2 separate regions of the Mus musculus genome follow, and region 1 is linked to region 2. A link is a loop called in an ENCODE intact Hi-C map of the cell type or tissue named here. Cell type or tissue: left cerebral cortex. All regions are shown on one strand. Links, peaks and the distances in the headings refer to the core of each region. The heading gives the core; the rest is flanking DNA.

Region 1 (8,000 bases), core at 1-8,000, 95 kb after region 2:
AGTCAAAGACTGAAGAAACTCAAAGTACCAGAAAAAGCATACTTAGCTTCTGTCCAGCACCTCAAAGAAAGAGACAAAGAAGATAGACTTAACGCCTTTCTGAGTCAGGACACAGAAATGCAAACTGACACTGCAGAACCTCATGGCAGCTGATGGGACTATCCCATCAATCCACTCTTGTCCCAGCATGTTAGCCTTCATTTATGCCTTCCCAGAAGCAAGCCCTACCCATCTGAGACCTAAAAGGATGGAACAAAATTTCAGAGAACATATGGCCAGTAAGTGGACAAAGATGGGGCTACTGAGAGGCACCTGTAGATTGAAGATGTTTTGACCCTTGACAAGTTGGCCTCTCTTGTGGAACACCCACAGAAGTTTGGAGGCCAAGGAAAGCTCAAATCCAAGTTCCTCTATCTTAGAGTAAGTGAACAGACCCAGGCATGGAGAGTGACCTACCTAAGGGCACACAGTTACACATATGTAGAAGGGCTTTGACTTTCTATATCAAGTGGCTTAGGTGTCACACTGAACATCAACTGCAGGCTAGCGAGTACAGTAGGTACACCAGGTTGGATCTCCAAGTGCAGGAGACCAGAGCAAGCCCTGATCCTCCAGTAAGACCTGTTCATTTGCAGCGTGGGTTTGGAATGCTGACTTGCCAAGATCTCCTCCTGTTGACATTCTGTGATGGTTCTGGGGTTTGGCACTCCAGGAATCATCCCCTCCCCTGCCACCCCCTCCCCATTGCAGAAGTGTTTCACCCAGTGTTGACAAGAGTCAGAGAACTGTTACGCGTATGCCCATTGGTCCTTTTACTATCGTAAGAGAATTTTGAGGATGGGATTGGAACCAGACAATGACTTGCTATTTGTGATGGATGGGTTAGTAAAACAGAAGGTATCTCAGATTTCCAAAAGGCCTGCTGGCACATAGCAAGGGCCAGAAAATTCCACCCACTCATTCCAACACTGGCTTCCCTAACCTCAGGCTGTGGCTTTATCAATGTCAACCACACAGTGCAGTGAGGTTGTTATTGTGTCTCATTCACTCCAGTGCCTGGCATGTGGTGAGTATTTACCTCCTTCTTAATGACCAACAAACATTATTGTTTATGGAAATAGGCAGAACAGAAATGAGGCTATGATGTGCTCAAAGCATCCTGCTTTGGATTATCTTGTTACCTAGGCAAGCTTCCTTCTTCCTTTTTATACTTAAAAGAATGTGAAGCATGAGTATCTTCCAAACTATTCTGTAAAACACTCTGTGTGTGTGTGTGTGTGTGTGTGTGTGTGTGTGTGTGTGTGTGTGTTCACATATAAACACTCTCCTTAGGTGATATGGACCATGAGACATATTACATTTCCCTTTGGAGACTCACATGGACTTTATAGTGATAAAAACTCAGAAATCCTACAGTGGAAACATCTGCTTTCCTTTAGCCAACTTCTTCCAACAATTTTTGGTCCCTTCCTCTTCAGATTTAAGAAACTAATGCTCTAGGCCATTCTTATTTATTTATTTATTTTTGAAACTTTGGTTTAGATCATCCTGAAATGCTTTTTGTAAACCATCGTCTCTCGTCCAAAGGTAATGATGACCGTAGTGGTAATGACTAGGGACTTTAGAGTTAAGTAGACCTGGGTTCAAATCTTCACTGTGCTCTTTAATAGCTGGGTGGCCTTAGGTGTGTCCCCTAAAATTCCTTCCCAGGAATTCCTTATCTATAAAGTGGGTTTGGTGATATTTCCTTCTGGAATTGCAAGCTATTGACCGGTGTTTAATAAGATAACAGCATTTATATTTAACGGTATCCATAACAGTCATGACATGCTCTCTGTCCATCGTAAACACCTGTTACTCCGGTCATTATTCATGGGCTCTCCTACACCCTTTCCTATCTCTTACGCTTTAGACCCAGCTGCTATCAGAGGAGACAAAAGAAGTTAGGTAGGGCAAGGTCAGGTGCTCACGTGACCTTTTGATGTTTTCTTGGTTTCATGCACCAGGTGCTTGATAGGTAGACCTAGGTGAAGGGACCAGAGGGCAGATGGCAGAGAATCCTGCCTCTGTTTATCAATCAAGTGAGTCACCTGTGCTAGGTAACTAGATGCTGTTGAGGGTTAAGAGAAGTTGCAAGAATGCTTACCATTTCTTCCAGAATGAATGCCCACAGCCTACTACTGTGCTAGCAAACTAGGCTCTACATAAGGGTAAGGCAAAGCCTTGTGTTTGCCCAGGCAAGAAGCAAACATTCAGGAGGAGCAGGGCGGGCTAGAACTCTGAAAGGGTAGGGTTAATCAGGCTTCTAGAAGCTCTACCCAAGGCCACGCTATAGTGGGAGATATCTGGAAACAAAGCCACCACTCCATAGGCTCACATCAAAGCGCCAGCTTGGTGGCAGACATGACTCTATTGTGAGGTAGAAAAGGCAGGGACTACACTGGAGACAAGGATGGGTGTTGGAGCTTGGGTCTTTGTGAGTACTGAACAAGGCACTGTAGGCTGATGTGCTTCTGTCTGCCTCTTCCTCTACTCCTTCCCAGCTACAGGGCAAACAGCAATAAAAGAGCCCAGCTAGCAATAGTAGTGTTGCGTATTTCTCTGTCTTTGCTGTCTTTGTATTCCTGAGAAAGGTACTTAATCTCTCAAAGAAACTTAAGCTCTTCCTGTGTGAGATGACAGTAGTAATTCCTGCCTTGGAGAACCCTTCCAAGGATTGGGGGGGGGGGGTGTTCATTGTCGGTGGGTCCCAGACTATGACACACTGAGTGCTCGCACAGGAATAATTATCTATTCCAAACAGGTTTGGTTTTCAGATGCCTTAGCAAATACCCAACACAGCAAACTCTTATGCTATTACTTGGGCCAGGTTTAAAGTGGATATGCAAGTTGAAAAAAATATTTGAAGAAAAATATTTAATTAATAAGGGCATAGCAAGTGTGCACATAAGGGGACAAGCAGGCTTAAGTCTGCAAGGCTCAGAATCCGCAGGAAGGCAAGTGGGGGCTGGCACATGGCAAAAGGTCATATCCCCTCCCGTGCTTTCATCCTCAGGAAGGGAGAGAAGCTGGGGAGGAAACAGAAAGTGCTTATGGTTTTCATGTGTAAGTCCTTGTTCCGGCTAGAGCATAAATGTCCCTTCACTTCCATTTTCTCCTAGCTATGTGTCTTAGCTCCCCATTAGGGCGTTCTTGCCCTAAGTCCCTTTGCCTTAATGGGAACATTGTCAGTTCTAAGAGCTTATGTCAAATGACACCCTCCATCTCCTATATGTCCTTGGCAGAGTTTCAGGTGGCAAATACTCTTCACAGGAAAAGGGAGAGAGGTAAGGAGAACGCTAGAGAGAACAAGAAAAGGAAGAGAAAGAGGAAAAGAAGGATAGAGAGGAGCAGTCTATGACAGCAGGGTTGGGCCACAGCTCTCAGCATAGTGTGAGATGTCTTCTTTATTTGCTAAGAATATCTATCTCTCTCTGCCGCTCTCTATCTCTTTCTTCCTGTTTCTCTGTTTCTGTCTGTCTGACTGTCTGTCTCTTCCTCTCTATGTGACTGCCTGTCTGCCTGCCTGACTGTCTCTACCCTCCCTCTCCACTCCAATGGAGGAATGGAGATTCAGAGACAGACAGTGACTTTCCCAAGAGAACAGGGGACCTGAACTCGGATGTCCCAGTTATTCATTCCATTCTTTGTTTTCTGTTGTAGTGATTCCTTGCCCTAGAAGGACCGAGTAGGTCTCCTTTAGAATAGGTTCATCTGTGAGAACAAAACTAAAGACACAGGCATGAGCTAAAGAGCTCTAAAATCCCAGACTCTTGTTAGGTGAAGGCCCAGCCCTCGAATGACACAGAGCAATGAACAATGGAGGAAAGCCTGCTGCATGGAGTGGAGCTTTGCTACCCAAGCAGAGGGAGAACAGGACAGCACATGATTGCAGAGTACAGCTCGTGCCGCTCCCACCAAGGCTGAGCTTAGAGAAGTGTGTTTTGTTCTTATTTGCTACAATCTTAGAGGACATTTCTGGTTATTTCTTGGTTGTGCTGGGAACTTGGTGTGGTTTCTACTTTGTCACTGCTGTGGTCATGTTTCATGCTGTATTTTTGGTTCCTGGGGCTTTCTTCTGTCAGTGTTATTATTTGAAAAGACAATGCATGGGTATGTATGATAGGCACACTGTGACCACCATGTCAATGCCCTATCTCTTCACTAGTACCAATGAGACCCTAAGTTTGCACTAGACATGTGTTGTATGCCTGGCAGCGATCCAGTAAGACAGCTCTCTTTCCAAGCCCTCGAAGCTGAGGGGGCAGGAACGTTCAGCTGTGATTTCACCAGAAGTGGCTGAGGCTTCCTTCCAGGATAGCTCATTATATAATCAGCTGCCAGTGCTCTTTGCCCTCCTGCCTTCCTGCCAGAAACACAGGGTGTCACCCAGAGGTGCACGAACTATCTATGAGCTTGAGGCCAAGTAAAGCCAGATGTAGCTGGAAATAATCCTTCCAACCATGTACCAGCCCTGGATGGCCTGTCTAAACTTTTCATTTAGATAGAAGGGAGATAAAAACCTCTTGTGTGATTAAGAGCCATTCTTTGGGACTCTGTGACAGGCAGCCAAATAAAATTCCCCGAGACCTCTGGGCATGGTAGAACATACCTATACTCTCAGCTCTTGGGAAGCAGAGGCAGGCAGATCAGAAGTCCCACTCCAGCTTAGGCCACATAGTGAAACTCTGCCTCAAATGGCCAAGAACTAGCCATATATCTCAGTGATAGAGTACTTGTCTAGAACGTGCAAAGTCCTTGGCTCAATCCCCAGTACCACAAAAAGCAAACAACAAAATCATTGCCTATAGTTTCCTTATCATTGGGTTCCTAGATCCCCTCCCCAGAGAAAACCATAGTTAGCATCTTCTTTTAAGTCTTTTCAGGCATCATCAAGCTGTATACAAGGATAACTACATCTGAGCCTGTGATTTTTTGTTTTTGGGGCTTTTTTTTTTGGCTCTAATTTAAATGTAGAATCTTAAAACTCAGGAGTGGGGTAGGGATACAAAATACATTATGATCATCTTGCTCAGAGATTCTCACTGAGAATCAGGAAGGGGTAGAGGTGGTCATGTTTGTTGACAACACCGTGTCTAATGAGAGATGTTGCTGATGGGTTTGTAGGTGAGGTAATGTATTGACCGAGGAAAAGGTTGACACCTCCCGATTTAAACCGAACCCTGCATCTCTCAAGGTCTCCAAGTGTGTTAGAGAGAAGCCTTGACTAGACCAAATCTCCAAACCCCCAGAATGCAAGGCTTCTGTTTTACCCAAATGTTGAGGACACAGAATCTGAGCCAGAGGACATGCTGGGACAGAGGACATGCTGGGATGAGCAAGAGAAGCTGAGTGCTGGGGTCTTGTTGGAGGAAGACAGAAAATTATTTATTCTGAGTTGTAATTGACTTAAATTAACAATTCTGTTCTCTCTCTTGGGTCCTCACAAATATTGTCGTACAATGAGGAGCAAGCCTTGTTTGGATTTTCTAGACATTTTTATGTCAGAGATGTTAACAAAGCTATTTCTCCAAGTGTTCCCGACTTCCTGTCATCTAGTCTGTCTTCTGGTAGACAAGATGGTAGCCTCGCTCACACTTTGCTTTAAAGTTATTGGCACCCTGCTATAAGGAGCCACATGTGCCGGAACAAGCCTCAGCCCTTTAAAGTTTATGACTCTTTTATTTTATGGCTCTCTTTACTGATGCACGAAACTAGGACCTAAATGTGCTGCCTGGGAATCCCCACTTTGCTCCAGAGAAGTAAGAGGCCTTTGGTTTTGGATTAATCTGATGAAGACCAAACCTCCCAGGTAAATGCAGCCAGCAGACAATAGATTTCCCAACCATAAATTAATGCACTATCTTGGGAATCAGCTCAGTGGTAAAGAACTTGTCTAGCAGGGCAAGTGCAGTTCCTAGCACTAAATTCACTGACGGAACCTCTTTAGTACCGAATCCTTTAAAGAAATGAAGAGCAAATATTGAAGATAATGACGTTTATGCATATGCACACAAGGTACTTTGATCATATTCCTTTTTTTTTTTTTGCCCTGTCTTCTTCCTAGTTCTCTGTCCTTCCTCCCAAATAGACCCTCTTCTACTTGTTTTTTTGTTTTGTTTTGTTTTTGTTTTGTTTTGATCTAGATTCTGCATGAGAAAAAATATGCTATGTTGTCTTTTGGACTCTGACTTACTGCAGTTAATACATTTTTCCATCCATTCTCTTGCAAATAGCATAATCTCGTTGCTACTTATGGCTAACTAAAACTCATATATCACCTTTGCTTTACCCATTCATCTAGAAATAGGCTGCTTCTGTGACTGGACTTCCTGAATAGAGCTGAATGGACATGAGTGGGCAGATGTCTCTGCTATGTACCAACTTCATTTTCTTCAGGCATGTACCCAAAAGTGGTGCAGCGGAGGGATCTGCCTCTATGGAAGTCACCCAGTGTGCCATGCACGAGAACAAATGAGAACAGACGTGGGGCCCTGTGCTCCTGTCCATGGCTCCTTATTTCAGAAGCTGCCTAAACTTCAGTTCAGTGGGTGAGTAGGTCTGGAAAGTGGCTGATAGGAGAGCTGGTCACATGCTGTCGGATGCCTTCCAATGTCGTTCCGTGGATACACTCGGACTTCATCCTACCTTTATTCAGATGAGAATGTTCTTTCTTCCAGTTTCTGTTATCTTTTATGTCACAGTGAAATGTTCACTTTCCTGTGAATCTTTACTATATATAGTAGGCAAACCTTATGATCCCTGCTGTACAATTACATTCTATATGTTCTATTTGCCTCTCCTGTAGTGGCTTATCATTGAGGGAAAGGTAGGACCCTACTTCACTCATCCTTCTACAGAAGAGACTTTCCTCCTGTGTCCATAATTTATGCATACTTATTGTCGACACAGAAAAACAACAGGGAATATGAAACATTTTGCATTTTGTTACACAAATTCTAGACTTTAAAACTTTCCTTTACTTGCTGAAGACATATCAAAATTGGATCACTACAAATCCATGGTCACACAGACTGACTTAGTTAAACTCAATGGGTTACAGAACAAAACAAGGAGACACAACTGTGGGGCAGTGTGTTGGAGGAAGGAGGGAGGAGGTGGAGAGGGTGCGGAATTGCTAAGCAAAGGTGGGGTGGGAGCCATTGGATTGCTTCATATACATGCATGACGTTGTCAAAAGAATGAATTTAATAAAAATGTGCCTCATCACACTACATACAAGAAGGTGTCAAGGGAGTTTCTCAACTGAAAAGCAGGAAATGACTAAATTGGCAGAAACAGAGTTCTCCCAGTTGGAAATCCAGGGTGCGCCAGCCTGGGTGGTGAAAGGGGTTCTCCAAAGGGAAGGAAGAGCCCCTGCACTCTCTTCTGCTCTGTGATTCAAGTCACCATTCTGAGATCTTAGGCTAAGCATTTATCTGTAGGCCTTGGTCCATTATCAGAAAAATAAAAAGCTGGGCTTTGTGGCCTCTGGTGTGTTTTCTTCTTGACAAGCTACATCCTCCAGCAAGCTGTCCTTTGACACCATCATTTCCTGGTGTTCTCTCTGGCTACAACTTGGCCCTGCAGGTGTACCATCAGGAACCAGACGGTGGGTTGTAGTCTCTTTTCTGCGTTTGTTTTTTCCCACCTGTGCTCATGAATGGCCAAGAGTTTGGCAGAGAAGCCTTCCAACAGAGTCTTGTAGGGGGTTGAGACCCACCCACCGATTTCTCTTCTAGGTCTAAGAACTTAGGGTGACCATTGGGATGAAAAGTGGAGGCCAGCCTTTCCAGTCTTCCCTACTGACTGCAAGCACTGTGTGCCCCACAGAAAGCCATGTGCAGCCCATGGAATGAAGACTCTCTGTCACCGTGCATGCCTTTCCTTGATCTTCTCCTTCCTGGTTTATCTGAAATGCATCTTCTTTAATAAGCTGACCTCACTTATTGCCGTCATCA
Region 2 (17,046 bases), core at 4,716-12,715:
AGCTCTTGGCCAGCTATTGGGCCTTAGTGGAAACTGAATTATGACAACGGGGCCACCAAGTTACCATGTGACCTGAGCTACCCATCATGAGTATTATATAACCCACCAAGCCAGAAAGTAGTATGTGAACATCAGAAATCCATTATCAAATGAAAATTGTATATATGTGATCAGACCTGAGCAGGTCCCGAAGGCACAAGGAAGTTATGTAAAGAGGTTGCCCAAATGCCTTTGGTTTCAACTCCTACTAAGATGTCATCTGCTCCTAAGCATACACATATAGCCTCATGGGGTATGTCCTAGGATACTGAGGAAGAGAACACTAAACCCTGCTTTACTGGTGGTTCACACTATGCAGGCACTACCAAGAAGTAGACAGCTACAGCATTACCATCCTTTTCTCAAATGACTTTGAAAGACACCGGTAAAGGGAAAGTGCCCTTCATGGTGGGTAGAACTTCAGGCAGTGTACATGGTCATATAATTTTGCTTGTAAGCATGACTTTGTTACTGTTCTATTGCTGTGAAGGGACATCATGACCAAGGCAATTCTTATGAAGGAAAATATTTAATTGAAGGCTTGCTCACTGTTTCGTAGGTTTAGTTCATTGTCATCATGGCAGAGAGTATGGCAGAATGAGGCTGATGCTGACCCAGTACCAGAGAATTACATCCAGATCCCTAGGCAAAGAGAGAGAGAGATAACCTAGACCTGGCATGGAGTTTTGAAACCTTAAAGCTGACCCCTAGGATCACACATCCCCCAACAAGGCCACACCTCCCAATCCTTCTAATTCTTTCAAATAGTGTCACTTCCTGGTGACTAAGCATTTAAGTATATGAGCCTATGGTAGCCAATCTTATTCAAACCATCATAAAGGAGAAATGGCTAGATATGCATTTGTTTGCTGAATAATGAATAATTTGTTTGCTGTAGCCAATGGACTGGGTTAATAGTCAAGAACTTGGAAAGAGAATGATTGGAAATTTTGGTGAGAAAGACATTTGGAGAATTATTTGGATACATTTCTTCAAATTTCTGAAGAATTTAAAGACATTTTTGTCCCATATAAATGCTCATTAAAAGGTAACTTCAACAGAGGAGTTCAATAATCAAGTAGATAGGGTGGCTCATTCTCTGAACAGTCAGCCTCTTTCCCCAGTCATTCCTGTCATTGCCCAAAGGTCCCATGAACAAAGTGGTCATGGTGGCAGAGATAGAGATTAAGTATGGGCTTTACAACACGGACTTCCCCTCACTAAAGCTGACCTGGCTATAGTTGCTGCTAAGTGCTAAATCTACCAGCAGTGGAGACCAACGCTGAGCCCCCATTATGGCACCATTCTCAGGAATGACTAGCCAGTGACCCAGTGGCAGGTTGACTATGTTGAACCACATTATGGAAGAAAAACCTGTCACTTTCCTGAAATAGATGTTTGCTATGATTATGGATTTGCCTTTCTTGATCATAATGCTTTTGCCAGACTTCCATCTGTGGGCTTTATTCACCCCCATGGTATTCCATACATCATTGCATATCAGGGAACTCACTTCAGAGCCATTAAAGTGCAATGGTGGAGTCATGCTCATGGAATCCATAGGGCTTACCAGGTTCTCCATAATGAAGCAGTTTGCTTGATAATATAGTGGCATGGCCTTTTGAAGACACAGTTACAGTGCCAGTTAGGTGGCAGTAGCCTGGAGGGCAGGGTTGGGGTTCTCCAGAGTGCAATATATGGAGTGTCTATAGCCAGGCTTAATGGGGGCAGGAACCAAGGGTGGAAATGGGAATTATCCCACTCACAATCCCTAATGACCCCCAGGAAAAGTTTTGCTTCCTGTTCCAATGATCTTAAGTTCTGCTGGCCTAGAAATTTTGGTTTCAGACTGGGGAGCTCTCCTGCCAGGAAATATGACAAATATTCCATTGAACTGGAAGCTCAGACTTCCTTCTGGCTACTTTGGGCTCCTGATGCCTTTAAACCAACAGGATAAAAAAAGAAATAACACTGTTAGGGGGAGCAATTGATCCAGACTTCCAAGAAAAAAATTGAGTTGGTTCTTCACAGTAGAGGTAAGGAAGAGTGTGTCTTGAGTACTCAGGGCATCTCTTGTTGTTAAGATGTCTTGCCACTAAAGTCAATGGGAAACTACTCAGCCTAATCCAGGCTAGATGACAAAGGTCCCAGACTCTTCAAGAATGAAGGTATGTCTCACTCCTTCAGGAAAAGAACCAAGACCTGCTGATGTACTTGCTGAAGATGAAAGAAATACATGCAGATGAAGGATAATAGAGAAAGGTGGTTATAAATACCAGCTAAGGTGATATGACCAGTTTGTAATAAGCATTGTTTCTGTCCTGCTTTGCTAAGGATGTGTTTGTGCATATACACATATATTAAGGAAATACTGTATTTTCTTTACTCATTTTTCTCATGTCATGGAACATCAATTGAAATAATATCTGTGGCTATTATCATGTCTAAGTTATAGGACACTAAAATACTAACTATTCATTGAAGAACATTATATATTCCTTGAAGAAATATATAATGCATTTACGATTGTGAAAAGGTGAAAGTCCTGAGTGCATGTATGTTGTTGATATGAGCATGTTCTGTCAAGTACCCCGATGCCTCGGATCCATGGGGATGGCAAAGCCTGGCCTGGATCAAATTCAGAGGAATGGCAAAGCCTTCCCCTGGTCCAACTCTGGATGCTGACAAATGGCTAACCATTAGCTAAACCAGGGTGTACAGAAATTATCAACTGCAGCTTCCTCCTCCTCAAGATTGCAACTTGAGACTGCACCTCTATAGAGGCTTCCAACCAAGATTAGCTAACCCACCTCTATACAATACCTTTATGTTGTATAGAATAAATGTACTGTGTTGAATATAATCTGTGTACTGAGTTTCAGGGCTGCTGCTGCTGCAGTTGCATCAGGGCACACCCCCCTCAATCCCAGCCTTTTCTGTATGTATATATGTTGTCTTTTCATTCGCTGTCACCTCAGTCAGACCAATTCCTTAGCCATGCATGTTGTGCCATATGTGGGGTGGTTATATCCTGTTCCATGAAATTATGATCTGGTTATTGTTTTCATTTGTAAATTAAGGATGACATAAAGAAGTGACTGTGTCAAATTGAAAACGGATGGATTTGTGATGGCTAATCTTGGTTGTCAACATGACTACATCCGGAATCAACTAAAACTCAAGCAGCTGGGTGCCTATCAGGGATTTTCATGATTGGATCATTTGAGATGGGAAGATCCACCCTAAGTCTGGGCCACATCGTATGGAAGAAGGAAGCTTTTACTTCCTGCCTGCTTGCTCTTATTCCTGTTGGCAAGTTCATTTGTCCTATTGCTCAGGAATTCCTTTGCTGGTACTATAACCTGCTTCTTCAGGATTCCAATGTAGATTGAAGACCAGCAGCTCTTAGGAATCCTTTGGGACTCTAGACCCAGACTGGGACTGACTCTGTGTGTGTGTGTGTGTGTACGCACGCGTGCGCGCATGTACATGCATACGTGTGTCTAATATATGGGGATATTCTGGAAAGCCAAGAAGTGTAAAAGTTTCAGCCAAACACATTTTCCAGGGCTGTCCAGGATGATGTGAGTGCCCGATGGGACTGTTTATCAAATGCAGGGGCCATGGCCACAGAGATGGCTATCTTCTCATCTTTAAAGGTCAAATAGTTCCCATTTTCAGTCTTCAGCAGAGTCATTTCCTGTTGTGAGTAACTGGGGTCCCATTTACTTAATAGCCTGGGAGTTAATGTGGCTTGTCATATCGGCGGTTCCATCCCCCTACCTACTTTTTAAAGTTGCTATTTTTGCTTCTCTGTCTGCTCTGTGGTTACCCTTGGCAGTAACAGCATTTTCCCTTTTGTAACTTGCAGGGAGACAGATAATTTTAGCCACATTATCAGCAGTAGCAGCAGGGAGTGGAGATATCCCTGTCTATCCAAAGACCTGGTCCGGAACCATCAGTATATATTTTAGGGTTTTTTTTTATTTTAATTTCCCCTTTTTTCATTGTTGAGTCACATATTCCTCCCATATCTGTATAGCAATGGTGTATCTCCCCCATATACTCATCTTAAGTATTGTATCACACACAGCCTGAGGTCCCTAGTGACTTCCCATATCATAGGATGCACATTGGTTAGAATCTAATCTCTGGAGACTACAGGACCTTTCTGATCAAAAGGACAGGCAATTTATCAGAGGTGTCTCATTGTCCCCTGAGTCCTGGGTCACCATGAATCTCAAAGACAAAGGTATTGAATGTCCTCTCAGACCCTGTTATCCTCTTTGCTGTAGACTTTCAAGCTTTGCTGAACACTCGGAAGAACAGCATCACCAGCCTTATGCTTTAAACTCTGTATGTATAACATTCAGTGAATAGGAAACAAAACAATCCGCAGAATTTAAAGAAGTCTTGGTTTGTTTTGGCTCAGTTTTCCCAAGTGGCCAAAGTTTAACAAAGCTAATATCTGTTACCATGACCGGATCATTATAACTTTAAGAATTTTAATAAACCTTAAACATTAAACATCTATCATTCTTAAATCCTGTACTCTATAAACCTTGTATAATTTACTTAAACCTTTTATGACTTAGCTTAAGCTTTTGTGGTTTTGTTCTCATCTTTATCTTTGTTGTTGTTGTTGTTGTTTTGTACACTAAGGGCAGTTAAGGAAGTCATTGCCCAGGCCAATATAACTTTAAAGCTCCCCTTTAAATAGGCTTTCGGGAGAGAAAAGGAGGTGGGGGGAGAGAGAGAGAGAAAAAGAGAGAGACAGAGAGAAAGACAGAGAGAGACAGAGACAGAGAGAGAGAGAGAGAGAACGAACTAGAGAAAGCCATATTTTGTCATCCATCTACATAGGAGCATTGATGAGGAAGGCCTGCACCGACTGTGACAACTTTGAGCGTTCTGTTGGCTCTTTCCTTTTTAATGACTCCTTAGTAATCATCCACCCCAGATGGTGGACAGCCTATCTTACAGAAGGCCCAGAATGTTGTGTGAGACAGTTTGATTCGACCTTACATTTCCCCAACGTCTTTTCTTGACATTCGTCTAAGAGTGTGGGGTTATTCTGTTGTCCTCTCATTAGGTCCCAGTAGGTGGCACTCACACATAAGAGGGAAAAGAGAAGGGTGAGGACTATTTGGGTAGGGCTTCATTTGCTTCATCCTGGAGCCTCTTGGCATATGGCAGGTTCATATAAACCCGAACTTGGATCTGAATTCTCCGGGAGGGAAAAAGTTCCCCCCAGATCAGATACTGCCATTCAGTTTATTCAGACACACATAACCATATGACTACAATCTCTTGCCTACTGCCTAGAAGTCACTGGAGAGCCGTGTTTTCCCGGATAAATTTACACAGCTCAAGGACTCTTAGAAGGTAATCAACCAATTGTCCTTTCCATCCAAAGAAATGCTAACCAGATATCCAAAACCAATTGAACCGAGTTTCTTCTTCTAGTCTAATGGGAGAGGTTCCCTGACCTACTTCCTGGGGCTGGGCTCCATTCCACTTTTAGAGATGTCCCTAGACCCCAGAATGGCCAATCTCCGACATGTTCAGTGGTCCGTTGGTGCCAGGCAAGTCTCTGTTCTTGTGCCCAGGGAAGCCAGCACCCCAGTGCAGGGGAGATGAAGCCGGCACCCCAGGGTGGGAGATGAAAGCACTCTTGCATTTCCTAGCTAGTGCAACAGAAAGGCTGAGACCAAGGAGAGACACCCAAGGGTGGAAGCCAGGAAGCAGTTTATTGTATCCATATAACAGGCTCAAGGGACATCAGTTCAAAACACTAAGCCCCAAGTTCAGCTATACAGAGCATTTTTACACCCCCAACCTTATCTTTTGAGCAACCCAAAGTGACATACATTTTGATTGACCATGCTCAGTAACCCAAAGTGACACACATTTTGATTGACTGTACTCAGCTTTGTCTTAGTTACTTTCCTCTACCACCATGGATTCTATTCATCTGGAACCACAAACCAAATAAACTCTTCTATAAGTTGCTTTTTATTACAGTAATTTAAAAACTTAACTCAGGCAGCAGGGTAAAATTGTTGTGAAGATAGTCACTATGTTAAGTCATGGTACACAGGTACTACAAGAACTCAAAACTCACTGATATGAATCTCAAAGTTATGAAATTGAGATAATTTAAAATACTAGAGACAAATAAATGATCAGCATTTGTGGGGCTGCAGTTGCTGCCCCACTGAAGGCTTGCCTCCAGTAATGCCCTGTCTCCACTGTGAAGGCAATATCATGGCAGCCTCCCAAAGCCCAGTGTCAGCACTTGTAAATGCAGTGTAACTTTCACAAATCAAGGAGAGAGTATTAAATGAAGCTCTCCACAATGTCAAAGTTTTGAACTTGTATGAGTGTATCTTGGAGTAACACTGTTTCCTATAGGATGACTGCGCTATAACCTATTTCCCAAGTATCCTATTATCTGGACATTGGGTTTGTGATAGTCTTGGGCTGCCATCAGAGAGTATTGCTGGCTGAGTAACTGAACCTTCGACTATTCCTGTGTATCCCTGTGCAGATCAGCCCTGTCTCCACCCAGGTCATACTGGATTATGTTACAACGTTTGCTACTTTTCTTCTTATTGTGAACAAAAACTTAACAACTTCAGGAGGGAAAGGTTTCTTTTGGCTTACAGTTTGAGAGTACAGTCCATCATACAGGGGCAGTCTGGCGGCAGAAGCAGAAGGCAGCTGGCTCTATTATCTCATGAACAGAGAAGCCAGGAAGTGGGGCCAGACTATGAATCCTCAAGGACCCCACCCCATGACTAACTCCCTTCAGTCAAGCTCTTCTCTTCCTCTACCAAGGCTCTCTCTCCTAAAGCTTTCATTACCTTCCAAAACAGTACCACCGGCTGCAGACCAAGTCTTCAAACACAGGACAGGAGTATTTCTCCTTCAAACCATAAGCCTATTTGAGGACATAGAACTCATTGAACCAGACCACTTGGTTGGTAAAGGCACTTGATGTCAAGCCTGATGGTCTGAGTTCAGTCACCAAGGCCCATAAGGTAGAAGGACACAAGTGACTCTATCTCGACATGAGCACCATTGCACGCTCGAGCACACACACACACACACACACACACACACACACACACACACACACACATATGCTTGAGCACCTGAAGGGAATAGATACAATGTCAAAAAGACTGTGTTTGCTAACTTTTTGTTTTTATCTCAGTAGAGTCACCTTTTAAGAACACTACTGGAGCCAGGCTGTGGTAGTGCATGCCTTTAATCCCCTTGAATCCCAGCGTGGGAGGCAGAGGCAAGTGGATCTCTGCTTGAGAACAGCCTGGTCTACAGAGGAACGCTGTCTCAATAAACAAAACAAAAAAAACCTCTACTGGAAATTGAGAAACAAACCCAACAGCAGCAGCAGCAGCAGCAACAACAACAACAACAAAAATCCAACTGGGAGAAACCCCAACTGACTGAAGTAGTCAATACAGTGTAAAACAGCCTATGTAAATTTAGTCTTATTAAACATTTATAAAAGACTGCCAAGTCACAGATTCTAGACCTACAAAAATTTCCCAGGAGATGGAACTTGTACCAGTATCTCCTAACCAAAGCCCACCAGGAACACGGTCCGTGTAGCTGAAGGCAGTTTTGCTAACCATGATACCACCAAAACCTCTTTACCTGACATTGAAGGAGTTGTTCATATTAGAAGAAAGTGAACACCAGGAGAGAACTGCGTGGTGCCTTCACTTAGTGGTGTTAGTGGCACTACTGAGTTTGAGTTTGGTTGGGTGGATTGAAAGGGTCTATGGAATCTAGGCTTGCTGTAGATTGGATGTCCACGAGAACCTCGATAAATCCAAATCTATAGCAAATTGGAACCGAGATAACATTGAAACTTGTAACAGAAGTAGCAGTCATTAATTCTCCCAGGTAGGGGAGATATTTGGTATTTTGTGAGTGACAAGATTCTGTCTGTCTGTCTGTCTGTCTGTGCCTTAGCCAAAACTATAAATAGGCTTGTTCTGTTTCTTTGTCCCCAAAGCAGGCTTTCCCACAGATGGACTTCTATAATGCTCTTTTTGTGCAAGATGAGAACAGCATGGCCCAGCTGTGGAGGGCCAGCTTCTGAGTGGCAGGATCACCCCCTCGTCTGTTAGTTTCCAATAACATGGAAGCAAGAAAATTAATGACAGAAGCCAAAGTAACTCAGCCTACAAAATCTTTATTATGAAATAAATAGAATTGGATAGTGTAATGTGGCATAACAATTGATCAAAGAAAGCATTAAATGTACTAATAACATTGGCTCTAGAAAAGACTTCAAGTAGTTCATCACTATATAATTCTAACTCAAAGTATTGGATTCTAGTTTGGGAGGGTATGTAATTTGCTAATGTCGTTGGAGAACAATTCAGCCATATCCACAAATATTGAAACTGCATTTATTGTCTGTTGTGGTGGTTCACTCCTTTAATCTCATCATTGTAGAGGCAGAGGCAGGAAGATCTCTATGAGTCCAAAGCCAGCGGATTCTACATAGCACATTCCAGGCTAGCCAGGGCTACACAGTAAGATCTTGTCTCAAAACAGCAAAAAACCCTGCATCTGTCTTTTGACAAAGTAATTTTAGTTTTGAAAAATTATTCTAAAAAGAAAATTGCATATGCACACCCCCAAACACCCACAAAATGGCACAACATATAATAGTAGTACTAGGTCCACATGTAATAACAAGAGTTGGGAGACATTAAATACTCTGTAGGATATCTATAAAACTAAGTGGCCTTAACAGTCAGTATTTCCGCAGTGTCAGGGTTCGGTCCACCTATTACACTATTGCACATCCACTGACAGAGTAAAGTCATGAGTGGTCCGGGAAGCAGCAGATTGTCTTCCTTAAGCCCGGTCCAGGGTGTTGGCAGGGCCGGCATAAGGGTTTCCTGGGCTTCTCCAACTCACAAGCAAGGACAAGGTGCTGGATCACTCATCACTATGGCAACAGGAGACTTCCCGGCACTGACAAGAGATGTGAACTAGGACTGTGCAGCTTCGGGTCGATTCAATCTGGAATTGGCAGAGCCCAGGAAGAGTCGCTGCCCCATCAAGACTTTTTGTCGTTAGTAGGATTATGATAAAGCCGGGAGCCTTCCCAGGAACAGTAAACAGAATATCAAACCCGGCGCGTGCTCGACCCTGCGGGCCGCGGACCTTGCCTCTTTCGGCGCCACTCTAGCATCACCATGGCAACCCCAGGACTAAGCCAAGTTTCTCTGCCTCTTTAAGAGAACAGACTGCTACCCAAGAGCGCCTTCCCGCGCCTGTAGGGAGCTTGTATCACCATGGCAACTCAAAGGCATCTCAGCCGGCTTTACTGACCCTTCGAGGGTCCTGGTCATGGCCCCACCTCTTCCGGCTCCTCACGCATCCTTCACCATGGCAACTGAGGCTTGGGTTCACCATAGCTTGCTGAGGAGGGAGGGATGTGCGAAAGGCTGCGGGTGTGGGGAAATACTTGCGTCCAGGAGAGGGGTGAAGGAGGTGTTAGTGGCTGGCGCGTTTCCTCCCCTGGTTAGGGTGGCTCACGCAGGTGGCGATGGCTTCAGCTTCGGTGTGCGGAGGGCATAGAACATGAGTGCATCTCGCGAAGGGCAGAGAGCAGTAGCTCAAAAGCACAGCATTCTGCCCTGGGTTCTGGGCTGCAATCCTGGCTCCTTGAGATCAACATTAGATCTCTATGGTATTCCGAGTCCACTCACTCTCAGTCTGTTTTTGTTCCCCTGCTCTTGGCAACCTAGTGTGTGATTAAGGGTATGGTCTCTGGGCTCAGGCTTTATCCGAAAGAAACGACAATGATAGTAATATCTTAAGGCTACTTTGAGTATTAAGCAAGGAAATGGGACAGAGTATATACTTCCTGGGCTTAGTTTCTGGTGCATGACTCAGTAAATGTTTGTTGCTTCTAGATTCCTGTAAACAAGTCACTTAGCCCCTCTGCACTTAAAGTTAACCTTGCCTCTTTGAAAAATAAGGCCAATAGTACCTCTAACACAATTAGGACAGTATTATAAAGTCCCCAGAACAACAGTAGGCACGCAGTAAATGCTATTTAAGTTCTGCATTATTACACTTTGTGCTGGTTAGTTTATGTCGAGTTGACACAAGCTAGAGTCACTGGAAAGGGGGGAACTTCAATTAAGAAAATGCCTCCATAAGATCCCGCTGTAAGGCATTTTCTTGGTGGTTTTTGGAGGAGGCTCCAGCCCATGGTGAGTAGGTAGCTACCATCCCTGGCCAGGTGGTCCTGGATTCTATATAGATCACAGGGCCCCCAATGGAGGAGCTAGAGAAAGTACCCAAGGAGCTGAAGGGATCTGCAATCCTATAGGTGGAACAACAATATGAACTAACCAATACCCCCCCCCCCCAGTTCGTGTCTCTAGCTGCATATGAATCAGAAGATGGCCTAGTCAGCCATCAGTGGAAAGAGAGGCCCATTGGTCGTGCAAACTTTATATGCCTCAGTACAGGGGAATGCCAGGGCCAAGAAGTGGGAGTGGGTGGGGGAGCGTGGGTGGGACTTTTGGGATAGCATTGGAAATGTAAATAAAATAAATACCCAATTAAAAAAAAAAAAGAAACCAGGTCCACAGATTCCCCCAGAGCTCGTAGGGACTGGACCACCAACAAAATAGTACACATGGAAGGACCCATGGCTCTGGCCGCATATGTAGCAGAGGATGGCCTTGTTAGACATCAGTGGGAGGAATGGCCCTTGGGCTTGAGGGGGATCGATGCCCCAGTGTAGGGGAATGCAGGGCAGGAAGGCAGGAGTGGGTAGATGGGTGAAGGAACACTCTCATAGAGGCAGGGGGAGGGGGATGGGATGGGGGATTCCGGAGGGGAGACCTGGAAAAGGGATAACATTTGAAATGTAAATAAAGAAAATATCGAAAGAAAGAAAGAAAGAAAGAAAGAAAGAAAGAAAGAAAGAAAGAAAGGAAGGAAGAAAGAAAGGAAGAAAGAAAGAAAGTAAGGAAGGAGGAAGAGGAGGGAGGGAGGGAGGAAGGAAGGAAGGAAGGAAGGAAGGAAGGAAGGAAGGAAGGAAACAAACCAGGCAGACCACTCTATGAAGAGCAAGTCAGTAAACAGCACTCCTCCGCAGTCTATGCATCAGCTCCTGCCTGTTTTAATTCCTAGGTTAACTTCCTTCAGTGAGGGACTGTGGATGTGGAAACAGAAGCCAAAGAAACCCTTGCCTCCCCCAACTTGCTTTTGGTCACGGTGTCACATCTCACCAACAGAAAGCCTAACCAGGACACCCAGCAAATTGATATCACTGTTGCTTGCCTCGTAAAGCTGGAAAGAACTGCTTTTTATTCCTGCCTCCACCAGAACTTTCAGCCCCTTACCGGCATTTGCTTACATTTCTTCTCAGAATTTTTGACTTTTACACAGCTGAAAGAGGCCATATAATGCCCTTAAAAATGTCTGGGCTGTGAGTCAGGTGGACTTTGTGCAGCTGGTTCTTTGTGTGAAGTTGAATAGGTTCTACTGGTTCCGCACCCATCCTTAGGGTTCTCTGTACGAAGGGTATTAGCTGCGTTTAGCCTCTACTGTCAAGGCAGTGTATTCAGTAAAAATGATCTCTTCATCAGGAACAGCAGGAACAAGTGATGGCTGCTGAGACCGTGACAGGCGCTGGTGCCGTGCGTGCGTGCGTGCGAGCCTGAGATTGGAGAGGAAGTTTCCTGACGTGCACTTTAATCTCTAGTCAATAAAACGCCAGTGTGCTTGAGGGTACAGCGAAACCGTTTCCACCACAAATAAAAAACAAGGAACTCCAGCTTTATCCTTTAAAGCCTTCTTCTAGCCCAGCTGGCAGCTAATCTAAAACTCACTGTTGCCGAAATCTGACCTGGGTGGGATTACCCAGCCGTGAACTTCCTGGATTTCCCCCTTTCCTTAACTGGATCAAGAACATCTGGATTTGTGCTTCAGGAGGCCTTCCCTCACTTGAGAGCGAAATCTCTATTTATCCTAAGATTAATCTACTAGGTTAAAGGATTACTAATAGTTTCCCGGAGGTGTGTGACATTGTGGCATGCGACTTGTGGTGTGACCTGAGAAAAATATCTGAGTTAGATTTTCTTCATCTCTAAAACAAACAAAAAACCCCACAAGCCTGTTGTAATGATGAAGTGAGATACTGCTGTTGAAGGATTCATAATTACCTGTTACATAACAGGTACCCACAAAATAACAACCCCCTTTTTAACTATGGATGTAGAAAAATAAACCCTTGCCTTAAAAAGCAAAACAAAACAGCAATGTACTGTCACCATGACTATTGCATTAATAGCTCACAAAAGACAGTAGTCTTTTTCGTGGTCTTTTTAATGTCTGCCATATCATATCGGCTTAGGAAATGTTAAAGGAAAGAGAAAACCCAGCCAAGAAGTCCTCATAATAGTGAATTTCACATGGCAGCTAACAGTTACTGAACATTGTCTCAGAAACTGTGTTAAGATCAGTTACCTCCTTTCCTTCTCAAGTTCAATGACCTTGTCTAGCCCTCTTCCTCTTCCTCCCCGTCCTCTGGCTTTCTGAACTCGGGATTACACCTGCCCTGTGCCTCACACATGCTAACAAGTGCTCTACTAGTAAGCTACACTTCAGGGCTGGTTTACTTTGTGTTTTGAGACCGTGTTTTACTAAGTTGTTCTGGCAGCCCTTGAACTTGCAATTCTGTTTGAGCCTACTGGGTAGCTAGAACTGCAGTTCTATACTACCAGACGCGGCTTGTGTCTGGCTTTCTGATTTGATGCTTCAGGAATCGTCGTTGAGTCACATAATCTTAAAGAGTCCAGAAGCCGAAACTCATGCCTCCTGCAGCTTTCCAGATGGTGTGTTTGCCGTGTGCCTAGCGAAAGGAAAAGCATCTTGATTGCTCCCAAGTTTTGGCAATTATGGGTAAATTGTGCTAGGAACATCTATGTGCATGAGATTTTATTTTGCTTGCTTGGGTTTTTGTTTTGTTTTGTTTTTGTTTTTTAGCAGTCTTGCTGTGGAGCTAAGGTGATCTCAGGCTCATACCCCCCTCCTTCAGCCTCCTCGGTACTAACATCGTAGGCATTATAGCACCAGGACCAGTTCAATGTGCAGTTTATTTTTGTGGTCGTGTTTCAAATCCTTTGAGTGTTGCTAAGATTATATTTATTTTTGTTTGAAATTGTCAAACTCTTCAACTCCATCAGTGAATTAGCTTCAGGTGCTAGAAATGGCTCTGGAGTTCCAAGAAAATGACTACATAGTCTAAACATTTAGGTAAGGCAAAAAAATTTTACTTCTGAAGGAGAGTCCATAGCCACCCCAAATCAATGCCAAACTAAGCAGGGAAGCACACACATTGGGGGGGGGGGTGTCTGTGTTTTTGGTTCTCCCCCCCCCCAAGCAACTGAGTTCTTTGCTTCATTCTGAGTGGTCCAAGCCTCAGCCTGACATTCTTACAAGATTGGATAATAAACAGCCAGTAAGCAGAATGCAATCTTTAGAACCTTGTGCAATCTTGAGCATGTATTTTGACTTCAAGAAGGGCTGTGTTTAAATCCACTAGTCAAGAGTTATGCTGCTACCACAGTTGTGAAGCAAGCTTTAATTAAATACTGGCCAGGATGACAGACTCTGGCCAGATCCATTCTGGGGTTCCTAGAAAATGTCCACAAGTCACATTTTGCAGGTGCTTATGGAGGCAAACACATAAGGCTGCCCTATTTCCCGTCATGTCCAATCAGGGACAAGCATATATCCTGACGCACTTCCTGCCCACGTACTTCCCACCTGTATGTGGCCATCATGTCCCCGAGATTGGGTCAAGCAAACATATGTGTGACCTCCAGTAAATAATAACCTCCAGCATTTCAGGAAATCTCTGTCCTTGGGTTTCCAGGTTGCAGGCATTTTTGTTTCATGGGTCTCTGAATCATAGTAATTACAACTAAAACACTTGAAACATAACTTTGGCTCTTACAGCTGACCCTAGAGGAATTTGAATTTCTTCCAAATGGCTTCTTTACAATTTTTATATGATTTTTTTTTTGTCTCATTGAAGCCTTTGATAGAAAATACAGTATATCCCTTACATTTCCTACAGAGTGTTTGGTATTATCGGCGTTTCAGATTTTGCCATTTTGAGAGATGTGTTGAGTCTGTCTCATTTCATCAGGAAATCAGAAGCTTCCTCAGAACTCACTATCAAACTCCACTCAGTCAGCGACTGCATGACCAAAGCTATGGTACGTGACCATCCCTAGACAAAGGAGAGCCAGGAAAATAAGGTCTGTATTTAGGTTTATGGTCTTTCTGGTGGAGGACAACAAGAAGTCCTAGTTTCGTTTCTGGTGTCGTGAGAAAAATATCCTCACCAAAAGGAGGGTTTATTTGCCTGTCCCAGTTTTCTCTGTTGCTGCGATAAACACCGTGACGAAAATGAACTGTGGCAATTTCCAAGTGAAAGCAGGAACTCAGGCAGACACCCGCAAGCAGAAACTGAAGCTGAGACTGTGGAGTGCTGCTTATGGGCTTGCTGTCTGGCTCTCTTCCACCTGCTTTTCTGATCCAACCCAGCCCACCTTCCTGGAGACGGCAACACCCACAGTGGGGTGAGCCCCACTGCATCAATTAGCAATAAAGACATGTCCACAGGCCAATCTGATGGAAGCCGTCCTTTAGATGACACCCTCAGATCACTCTGAGCTGTGTCAAGCTGACAGCTGAAGCTAACTAGAAGACCCCATCCTTTGTCAACTAGACACGCAAATATATCTCACATCACTATGGTAAACAAAAAAGTACAGCTTTTACAAGTTTCAAAATACCCATACTTTCAATTTCAGTGTCTATTTAAATGTTCAAAGTCTCTTAGCCACGGGCTCCTATAAAATAAAAACCAAGTTTTATGCTTTCTTATTACAAAAGGAAAGAATTTGGGTATAGGAAAGAGTAAAGCCCAAAAGGGTAACTCAGTGTCCAACATCTGAGACTCGTGATCTTCTAGGTCCAAAAGCTCTGCCAGCTAGCTCCACTTCTCCAACTTGGACGTCACAGCTTACAGGCTCAGGGCAGCTCTGCCTGGATACCTGACCCTGACTTTGGTAGGCATCCTATAGTACTAGGATCTCTAATCTCCTGGGGTCTACATTGCAACTGAGGCTGTACCTCCACTAATGACCTCTTTTTTGGAACTTTGACTTTGACACGTGTACTAAGCCCAAGCCTCAGCTTCCCTCTATGACCTGTTCAGTCCTAAAAGCTTCCATGTTGTCAAAGTCGACATTTCATGATGGACTTGCACGTTACCAAGTTCAGCGGCCAGACTGAAGTGCAGCCCCTCTGGACCACAGCATCTGTGTGCTGACCTTGAGGAAATACTTTCCAGAAGGTCTTTCCTCAGTGATTCTGGTCTCTTATTATTCACAGCTGATCTTTGTGCCCCAGCTAAGTAGCATCCATGACCTCAGTAGAGGACAGGTTTTTCACATTATACAGATTTTTAATGGAAAATATCACACAAACAGACCAATAGACTCTTTCTGAAAATACACAAACCAGGCCTCTATTGCCTGCATTTCTTTCAACATTCTTAGCTTATAAGCTTCCATATAAGAGCCCACTACACTCTTATAACTCAATAGTTTTTCTAACCCAAACCTTTCTAAAATCACTCCCAAAACAACATGGTCAGGTCTGTCACAGCAATAGCCTACCCAACTGACATGCCAATTTTGGTTCTAGTTTGCTTTCTGTGGCTTTGATAAATAGCATTATCCAAAGCAACTCATGGGAGGAAAGGCTTTATTAAAATTTCAAATCTCCATCCATCATGAAGGGAAATCAGGGGAGGCACTCAAGCAGAAAGCTGGAGGCAGGAGCTGAAGCAGGGCCCATGGAGCAGAAAGCTGGAGGCAGGAGCTGAAGCAGGGCCCATGGAGGGGTGCTGCTTACTGACTTGTGGGGGAAATATTATCTTCACATAAAGAGTAACTCAATTAAAATATGTATATGTGAAATTTGAATATGTATTCATAAATATATTAGCTTATTATATTAGTTACTTTTCTGTTGGTATGGCAAATTCCTATGGCCAGGGAACTTAGAGAAGGAAGAGTTTATTTGAGCTTATGGCTCCAGAGGGTCAGAGTTCATAATAAGGAAAGGCATGGCAGCAGGTAGCCAGAGCAGGGTGATAAGAGAAACATTTTCAACCTGCTGAAAACAGCAGATGGCAAGTGGGACCACACTACAACTCCCAAAAGCCACCAGTGCCTAGTGAGATGTTTCCTTCAGCAAGACTCTGCCTCCTAGAGGTTCCGGGACCTCCCCAAGCAGTGCCACTGTTAGGGGACCACGTCTTCAAGTACCTGAGCCTGTAAGGACATTCTCATCCAAGTCACAGCTCTTACAGAGCAGAGGACTTCCACAAGGCTTTTCATACATCCATAGCTTTGATTATTCAACAGTGTGAATTTTAAAGAATTTTCTTTATTATCACATCCTTCATGTGTTGTTGGGCTCTTGCGGCAGTCAGAAGACAACTCAAGCAAGTCCGTTTTCTCCTTTTACCGTATGAGTCCTGGGGACTGAACTCTGGCCATTCTGCTTGACAGCCTTTCCTTACTGAGTCATCTCATTGGCATATGTGTGTGTGCGTGTATGTGTGTGTGTGTGTGTGTGTGTGCGAGTGTGCACACGCAAGATCTCCTGTGTCCCAGATGGCCCTTGGACTTGCTGTGTAGCCAAAGAATGAGTCATCCAATCCACGAGCATAGAAGGACTTGACATTTTCTAATGTCTCTGACTTCTTAAGGTGTTGTAGAGGTCCTTCACTTCATGATTGGGTACAGACTAAGAGTTTGTCTAGATCTTGTTTTTTTTTTTTCTTTTAAGCTATTGTGAATGGGATTTTCCCCCTACTTTATTTCTCAGCAAGCTTGTCATTAGCATATT

What was found. Peaks named below come from ENCODE experiments on the same cell type or tissue, not always from the same donor. Only the 100,000 strongest peaks of a DNase experiment are listed, where the experiment ranks them.
Region 1: it touches region 2 in a loop (2.6-fold over the local background); 3 of 42 quality-filtered maps call a loop at or near these places.

What each region holds. Positions count from the first base shown.
Region 1 is chr2:129,999,872-130,007,871 of GRCm38, forward strand. It overlaps a transcript of Tgm3 not described here. Among named protein-coding and RNA genes, the nearest start is that of Gm52561, 8.3 kb to the right of the region's middle. In left cerebral cortex, for the core only: no CTCF peak of the experiment used is centred there; DNase peaks (open chromatin) are centred at 4,309 and 6,442.
Region 2 is chr2:129,899,839-129,916,884 of GRCm38, forward strand. No RefSeq gene overlaps it. Among named protein-coding and RNA genes, the nearest start is that of Gm39933, 11 kb to the left of the region's middle. In left cerebral cortex, for the core only: a CTCF peak has its summit at 5,146 (motif pointing right); DNase peaks (open chromatin) are centred at 5,160 and 9,334; H3K4me3 peaks cover 988 bases; H3K27ac peaks cover 2,718 bases.